2 separate regions of the Mus musculus genome follow, and region 2 is linked to region 1. A link is a loop called in an ENCODE intact Hi-C map of the cell type or tissue named here. Cell type or tissue: gastrocnemius. All regions are shown on one strand.

Region 1 (4,000 bases):
GGAAGGGAAGGAAGTATGCTGAGAGGAGGGAAGAGGAGGTCGTGCTGGGTCTTTAGAGGTCTTGCTAAGAACCTAGAGCTCATCCTAAGAGCTCTGGGAAGCATTGAAGTGTTAAGCAGGAAATGACATGATCCTGTGTCAAAAGGGGCTTCAGACAGCCGTGTGGAGAATGGATTTGTGAGGCTATGATGCTGTGGAATGTATATTTGGTCTTCCTCCTGTTTCCTGGCAGACAACTCCTAAAATCCTTTGGAATCTCCAAAGCAGGATATGTCTATTTGTATTTGCCTGGTGCCTGTGGGCTCCTGCATGTCCTCAAGATGGGAGCTGCTTGTGTTTAGAAGATTGTAACTTTAGTCTTACTCCATTACTCCTGGGGAAAAGAGAGGGGGGTGAAAGTTAAGTTGGTTAAAATGACTAATGATACAATCTGTTGTGCTTATATGCCGAATCTTCCATAAAACCTCAGAGGACTGGGTTTTGAGAGCTATAGTGGAGCCAAACATGTGACCTTTGTAGAGAGGACTTGGAAGCTCTGTGCCCTCCCCATACCAGCCATATGAATCTCTTTCATCTACAATACCGTTTATAATAGACTAGGAGATCTAAGTGATTCCTAAAGTTTTATGGGCCAACCTATTAATAGCAAATGTGTTAAAGTCAAGGATGTAACTGTGGAAATTCTGATTTAGATGTATATGTGCTTGTCAGAAACACAGATAGAACAGTCTGACCCTAGCAATTGGCATCTAGCGAGGTGGGAGGCAGCACTGAGGACTGAGCCTCACGGGGCTGGGTTCAGTCTCCAGGGAAAGTGTCTGAATTATACCAGAGGGCATACATCTACTGTTAGACTGATGGTTTGCTCGGTATGTTTGGAGAAACCTCTACCCAGTTGGCAACAGAAGGCCTCTGTGTTTATTGTTGTGTGGCAGTGTATGAGAAACTGAGTTTGATTTTTCACTATTTTCCTTGAGGGCAAGAGGTGAAACTAGGATAGTTGGGTTTCTGCAGTAATTACTGAATGGGTAGGCAGTGATAGAAGTGGAGAAAAGGGGACATATATTAAATATATTTTTCAAGTAGAATTATTTGGGCTTGGTAAATGGATTGCAGTGGGAAGGGAAAGAGACCTGGAGATGTCACCCAGGTTTCTGGCCCAAGTATGTGTATGTACTTGTGGTTTTTTCTTTTTTCCCTGTAGTGTTAGGGTGAAATCGAGAGCCTTTTGTGTGTCTGTCAGTGCTGTCTCTTTGAGCTTTCTCCCAAGCACTTTATTTATTTATTTGCATTTTATTGAAAATATTGCATTTATTTATTTGGGTATGTATATGGGTAAATGCATGCCATGATATGCATATGGAAGTCCAAGACAACTTCAGTTTTCTCTTTCCACTGTATGAATCCTAGAGATTGAGCTAAGGTTCGCAGATTTGGTAGGAAGTCCCTTTACCTGTTGAACAATCTCATTGGCTCTCTGTCTTAGTTAGGGTTTCATTGCTGTGAAGAGACACCATCACCAAGGCAACTCATATAAAGGTAAACATTTAATTGGGGCTGGCTTACAGTTTCAAAGGTTCAGTCTATTACCATCATGGTGGGAAGCATGGTACCATGCAGGCAGACATGGTGCTGGAGGAGCTGAGGGTTCTCCATCTTGGCCCACAGGCAACAGAAGGACACTCTTACTTCCACACTGGGTGGAGCATGAGCACTAGGAATTCTCAAAGCCTGCCTACACGGTGACACACTGCCTTCAACAAGGCCACACCTTTTAATAGTCCCACTTCCCATGGTCCAAGCATATTCAAACCACATCCTTATTTTGTTTGTTTATTTTTAAAGATTTATTTATGTATATTAGTATTTTGCCTGTGTGTGTGTTTGTGTAAAATTCGTGTGCCATGGAGGTTGGAAGAGGGTATCGGATCTCCTGGAACTGGAGTTATGGATGGTTGTAAGTCATCATGTGGGTGCTAGGAACCAAACCTGGTTCCTCTGCAAAAGTAACTATGTTCTTAGCCATTGAGCAATCTCTCTAACCCTATAGCCCTTATTTTTAATTTTGAGACAAGATTTCATTGAATTACCCAGACTGCCCTCTGTAGCCAAGGCAGTTGGTGACATTGCAGTTTACTTCAGCCTCCTGAGAAATTGGTATTACAAGCTTGACTGACCCACTGGCAGACAACGTGGGTCTGTACAATCCTCCTTCAGAAAAAGCCAATCAGGCGTGATCTGAATCCAGTCCTGCAGAGGCAACAGAGGAAGTCGGCTGGCCTTGCTTCTTTCCAGTTCCAGGAGCTCATATGCAACAGAAGGGTTCTGGTCTCCCCAATTCAGGCCCCAACTTTATTCTTTCTAAGGACAAGATACCAAAGAATCTCTAACTCCGGTGTGCCGCTAGGGGGAGCATGGCCTGCGTTGTGTGTCTGGTCTTAGGGCTTTTAACATTTAGATTACTTTAGTGACTGACTTTCTGCTTTGGTAGCCTGACTCACACTGTTTGACTGGAAGGGTCCCAGAAAATTTTAGTTGATATTGTCAACTCCAGTGAATTTGATCTTATTGTAGAAAGGGGTGGACTTGCCTCATCTGGGTTCGGAGACTAGGCAGGTGTGTGTTCCTTGGGTTCAGATAAAGAGCAGAATTTGCTGTGTTTAAGAGGAAAGAGAAACAGAGCTTTAGTGATACTGAATTCCTATGCAGATGTGGGGATTCTGGGCTTATCACTACTTAAGGATCTGTAGTAGTCTGCCATTTCTACTTGGGTTTTATGTCGTGTTTTTGTGTATTATCTTCAGCATATATTTGTGAGTTAAATTCAAGTCAACCAAAGTCTGGTTTTGGGAATTTTGTAGCATACTGAAGGTGAGTCAACATCACAAGGAATTCTGCAAGGGATAAGCGTTACAGATTCCATCAGGGCCCCCCCACCCCTCCCCCAGCATTATTTTGAGGAGCAGCATTGGAGAATGGCCTCCTTGAGCCTCATTGTCTTCATCCTCATCAGCCTCCACCTTCCCACATGCAGTCAATCCATTTACCAACCCCGAGTTCTACTTGAAAAATATATCTACTAGATTGGTGGAGGAGAGGTACTAACAATTGGGGGGTGGTGGATGAGAGCTGAGTGCCTAATTTGAAGTGTTTTTGACTAATAGCACCTTGACACTGCACCTCACACCCTAGTCCTCTGCCACCCCAGTATGAGATATATTCATAGAAAGTAGAAAGTCGGGAGGAGGCTGGCTCAGTGACAGGTGGCCAGTTGGCGATGAGGTCAGGCACTGCTAAGGTCTTGTGACTCTAGCTCTGGTATTCTTGGCAACTGTTCTGCTTAATGTATGCCAGAAAGTTGAAAGGCTTGGACACTGGTTTTGGATCTCTCATTTCCTGGTTCAGTAAATGGGAGCAAGTAATTTAACTTTACTTTAGATACATTTTTAAAATGTGTTAAATTAATATAACACCAGTCGTAACTTTTAGGACTACTCTGTCAGAGAAAAAAATGAACCAGGATTTGGGAGGTTATTTTGGGAAGATGTAAGATAGTACTTGGGGGTAGGGCAGGGCATTTTTTCTCTAGTTTGCAGCAGATATTGTGCATGTCATAGATGTTATCGGTCATTAAATCTTTGGGCTAGAAGGGTGGCAGATAGATTTACCTTAACAGGACTTAGATAGAGTCTTCACTTTCCCTTGGAGGCCCACACTTGTGGTTCTTAGAAAATGAGCTGGTTTTCAAGATCAGGCTTCTGTGTACTTTATAGCAAAACATAAAGGACTAGGAGACCCTTGACTTGTCTCTACTCTCAGTTCCTAACTAGTTAGGTAAGTGTGGATCAAGTATCTGATCTCTCTGGGCCTCAGTGATCCCATCTATAAAATGGTAGCAAACCTATCTGACCAGTGTGTTAAGAGCATCAAACAAACTAGTACATCTATTTTGAGAGGGTTAGGCAGCATCCAAGCAAAAGTATACATAGGGCTACTAAAA
Region 2 (4,000 bases), 60 kb after region 1:
TGTAAGTATTATATCATAATAGATATTTTTCTAGCCACAGTGGAGGGATTAAAAATTGGCCAGATCCACCTGGGTGAAGCGAGTAGCGTTAAAGAAATCTAGAGGCTTGACGTAACTTTGGCTGGAATGCAGGATTGGTGTGGAAGGATATACAGTGTGAGTAAAAACCAAATCATGGGGACCCTGTCAGCCTTGCTTTTAGTCTGCAGATACTAGGGGATTTCAGCAAGATGAGAAGATGGACTAGAACAAGGTTCAGACTAAGGCAAAGGGAAATCAAGAGAATGTTTTCAGTCCTGGTGGGAAGAAAAGATCTGAACAGAGGAAGTATCAGCAGCAATGGGAATGGGGGTAGGGGCTGTGAGAGGTGTGGGGAGCAGGATTGATGGGATGGAGTAGTAGGTGTGTTGGGGAGCAGGATGGATCCGGATGTGAGGAGGAGGAGGAAGAGGAGGAGGAGAGAAACATAGACCTTTTGGCCCTTCATTATCTATAATGGTAAAACCAGAGATAAGGAAGCACAGAATGGCATAGGGATAGCTCGGATGGATGGCCAAGGAAAGCCAACTCTGTTAGGTGGCACACACAGAAAAAGAAAGAGAAGGTGGTAGGCATTGTCTTTCTGCTCTCTGCTGAGTCTGAATGCCTACAATAGTGCCTGGAGTGTACCTGCTATAGAGTATACTGTGTGAGTGAAGAGCCAAGCTGTGCCTCACGCTTGAGGTGTGTATAGATGCACACGGAGTCACTAGGGAGCTGCCTGCTAACCTCTGAATTGGAACCAAGGGGCCACTAGTTGCAGTGTGTCTAGAGAATGAAAGCACCGGAGTGGGAGACCAGACACCAAAGAAGGGTTTGCCCTTGTGAGTACCTCTGGATCCAGGTACTGGTTAGCTTAGTCATCATTTTCTCTCACCTGACAGGCAAGGAATTGCCTTACTTTCTCTCTCAATCTGTTTAGGGATAAAAGACAACAAAATGAACCAGAAGATCAAGGCTGAGTGTTATCTTATGCCAGGGATGCTACCTGATGTGTAGACCCCTTTTACAAAGATTCAAGCATCCAGACATCTGTCCACAGTGTTGTATCTTTCTTTAAGCCTTCTGTGGGAAATGGAGATTCTTCTGAGCCTGCCCCTAACCTGGGAGCAGCGACCTGTGGCGGCACTTCCCCTATCTCCACTGAGAATCACCAGAACAGAGTCCTCTGTGGAACCCAGTGACTTATCTTTATAGGGGCCCGGATTAATCCCCCCTTTTTAATCTGTGCCTTTATAAAAGAAGAGAGACTAGGGACTCCTGACCATTGTGCATAGGCTGGGGTCTCCTTAAGCTCACTGCTCTGCCAGTGCCTGCTACAGAGAGCTGAGGTGTCTCTTCCCACTTACTCGCTGAGCAGGCTCTTTGTTCATGAGCTTGGCTGTGCACTACAGTTCTCTCGTCTGTGCCTGTGTATGTGTGCGGGTGGCTCTTGTTTGACTTGCCCTTTTAAAAACAACTTAAGCATACGAGGTTTTCTGTTGGTCGGGTCAGTAAAGGCTGTGGCCTAACAGGGAATTGTCAGCCAATCCGTGACTCACCAGAGCTCCAGTTTTGTATGTGAGCAAGTGGTGACAGCCACTGGCTCAGGAGCAGCTGGCTGCTGTCCTAGAGATGGCATGACACTTTGGAGGCTGTGAAGCTGTACAGCCCAGTTTTTGATCAGTCAAACCTTCTGTGGGTTCACTGTTAGCAAATTCCTACCACCGTTGAGCTAATACTGTTTAAGAAGAGTTCTCAAGGGTTGACAGTGATTATCATAGTAGACACCAGAAAATGCACTGGGAGGATGCCCGCTCATAGCTCTCTTCAGTAAGCTCACTCACCTCTACCTTTTCCTCTCATTCTTGCTTAACATTCATACAGGGCTTTATAGATACAGGCCACATGCCTTAGACAAGATCTCTAGCAGAGAAGTCCCCTGATCCTTATAAATATTGTGTTCTAGACTGGGCTGTGTCCAGGGCCATGGAGGTTTCTGGTGAGCTATGTTTGGTGGAAGAAGTTACTGTTTACTGGTTGTTGTTGGGTTTTTTTTTAATTTCTCCATTAAAAAGTTTTAAAATTAACATATAATTTGATTACAGACTTTGAATACATACATGTTTTCTATCACCCTTTCTTTCTACCCTAAACCTCTTCTTTTACTTTCAGAGTCCTTTTTCTAGTTTCGTGACCCCCATAGTACATGTGTTATGGATGAATGTATGTGTAATCTTGGATCTGGATATGAAGAGAAAACAAGTAGTTCTGCATCTGGGTCACTTTGCTAATATAAAAACTTCAAACAGCAACAGAATATTAAGCCAGATGTGGTGGCTCAACGCCTTTGATTCCAACACTTGGGAGGCAGAAGCAGGTGGATCTTTGTGAGTTTGAGGCCATCCTGGTCTATAGAGTGAGTTTTATGAGAGCCAGGGATCTTTTAACAGAGAAACCCCATCTCGAAAAGCAAGCAAAACAAAAACAACAAGAACAACAACAAATTTCTAATTCCGTCTGTTTTCCTGCAGATACCATGATTTCATTTTTCTTTAAGGCTTGAGTAAAATCCCATTGTGTGTATGTATCACATTGCCTTAGACGATTCATCTGTTGATGGAGATCTAGGTTATTTCCACTTTTTAGTTATTATAAACAGCACAGCAATAAGCATGGGTGTACAAGTATCTCTGTGCTAGGACTTAGAGTCCTTTGGTACTGTCTTCTCTTTAGAGAAAAACTTGGTGTAGTGTAAATTCATATTGTGGCTTCACTACTTAACATGTAAGGGACCTTGGGTGAGATATGTAATTTCTCTAAGTCTTCTTCTTGTCTTTTTATTTCCATCATGAAAATAGTAATGTATAATAATGAACTAATAGAGTTTTCATGAAGGTAAATTGAGTTCATGTCCTTAGGAACATTAGCTGAGATCTGTGTATGGATTTCAAGATGGCTTGTTGGATATGAAGCCACTCTCATAGGGTAGAGCTACGTAAAAACCTTCTGAGAGAGTGGAAAGGACTCTTTCTTGAGGGGCCTGACTAACCTTTATAAATCCACTGGGGATCCTAATTCTTGTCAGGATAGTAGGATCTTGTAGTAGTAACACAGTCTTAGGGGAGACATCCAAGGGTTTAAAGAGCAAACAGTTTTGGCATATATATTTGGGAATACTTTAGAAAGTAATATGTTGGGGCTGTTTTGCTGCAGTTCATGAGAGTTGTTCATTAGCATCTCTGCTCATCTGCATTCACTGATACCATGTTCAGGAATATTTATAATGTAAAAAGCACTGTGTGCTTTCTTCCAAGAGGGCCAGTTGGCCATGTAGCAGTACATGTTCTTACTGTCTCTAGTTGACAGATTCTCTGGTTTATTAAAGAATAGGCTTCTGCTCTGTGTATTACTCAGGTCTCTGAGAATGAGCGAGACAGAAAGGTTCGTGGAGGTTGGCCTGCCGTGACTAAAGAGCTATTCTTTACTTGAGGACAGCCTTAAAGATACATATTAAATGAAGGATTTCTTTTCTTTGTTTTGGACATACTAACTCAAGCTGGCCTCAGACTCACTGTGTAGCCAGTGATGACCTTGAACTCACAATCCTCTTGCCTTCATCTCCCAAGTGATGGGATTGGTATGGGAGGGGGCACTTAGAGTATTTTTGAGACTTCTGCAGGAACATAACATCAGAATGAAACACAGTCCCCCTGGTTTTTAGACCACTCACCCTTTTCCTTTTTCCTTTCTTTTTTTTTTTTTTTTTTTTTTTTTTTTGCTCTTAGGTCTCAGTCAGTCTCTCCACCTCCAGTTTTATACCCACCAAGAAGTCCCATCTACCCACTCAGTGACAGTGAAACCTCAGCCTGCAGGTACCCCAGCCACTCTAAATCCCAGGTGCTCCTCAAGGACCGGCATTCTCGAAATCCTTCACTCCTAGGTCAAGATCCGTCCCCAGAAACCTCACCACCCATTTGTA

What was found. Hi-C counts contacts between places; a loop is a spot of excess contacts. Peaks named below come from ENCODE experiments on the same cell type or tissue, not always from the same donor. Only the 100,000 strongest peaks of a DNase experiment are listed, where the experiment ranks them.
Region 2: a loop joins it to region 1, with 2.3 times the contacts of the local background. A loop is called at or near these places in 9 of 42 quality-filtered maps.

What each region holds. Positions count from the first base shown.
Region 1 is chr7:109,617,329-109,621,328 of GRCm38, reverse strand. It overlaps a transcript of Denn2b not described here. Among named protein-coding and RNA genes, the nearest start is that of Denn2b, 2.2 kb to the right of the region's middle. In gastrocnemius, a CTCF peak has its summit at 2,405; DNase peaks (open chromatin) are centred at 2,392 and 3,260; H3K4me3 peaks cover 66 bases; H3K27ac peaks cover 1,488 bases.
Region 2 is chr7:109,557,268-109,561,267 of GRCm38, reverse strand. It overlaps Denn2b (DENN domain containing 2B), which reads left to right. Exons shown (of 20, transcript NM_001001326.1): 3 at 3,807-4,000. Among named protein-coding and RNA genes, the nearest start is that of Snora3, 39 kb to the right of the region's middle. In gastrocnemius, no CTCF peak of the experiment used is centred here; a DNase peak (open chromatin) is centred at 1,613; H3K27ac peaks cover 1,515 bases.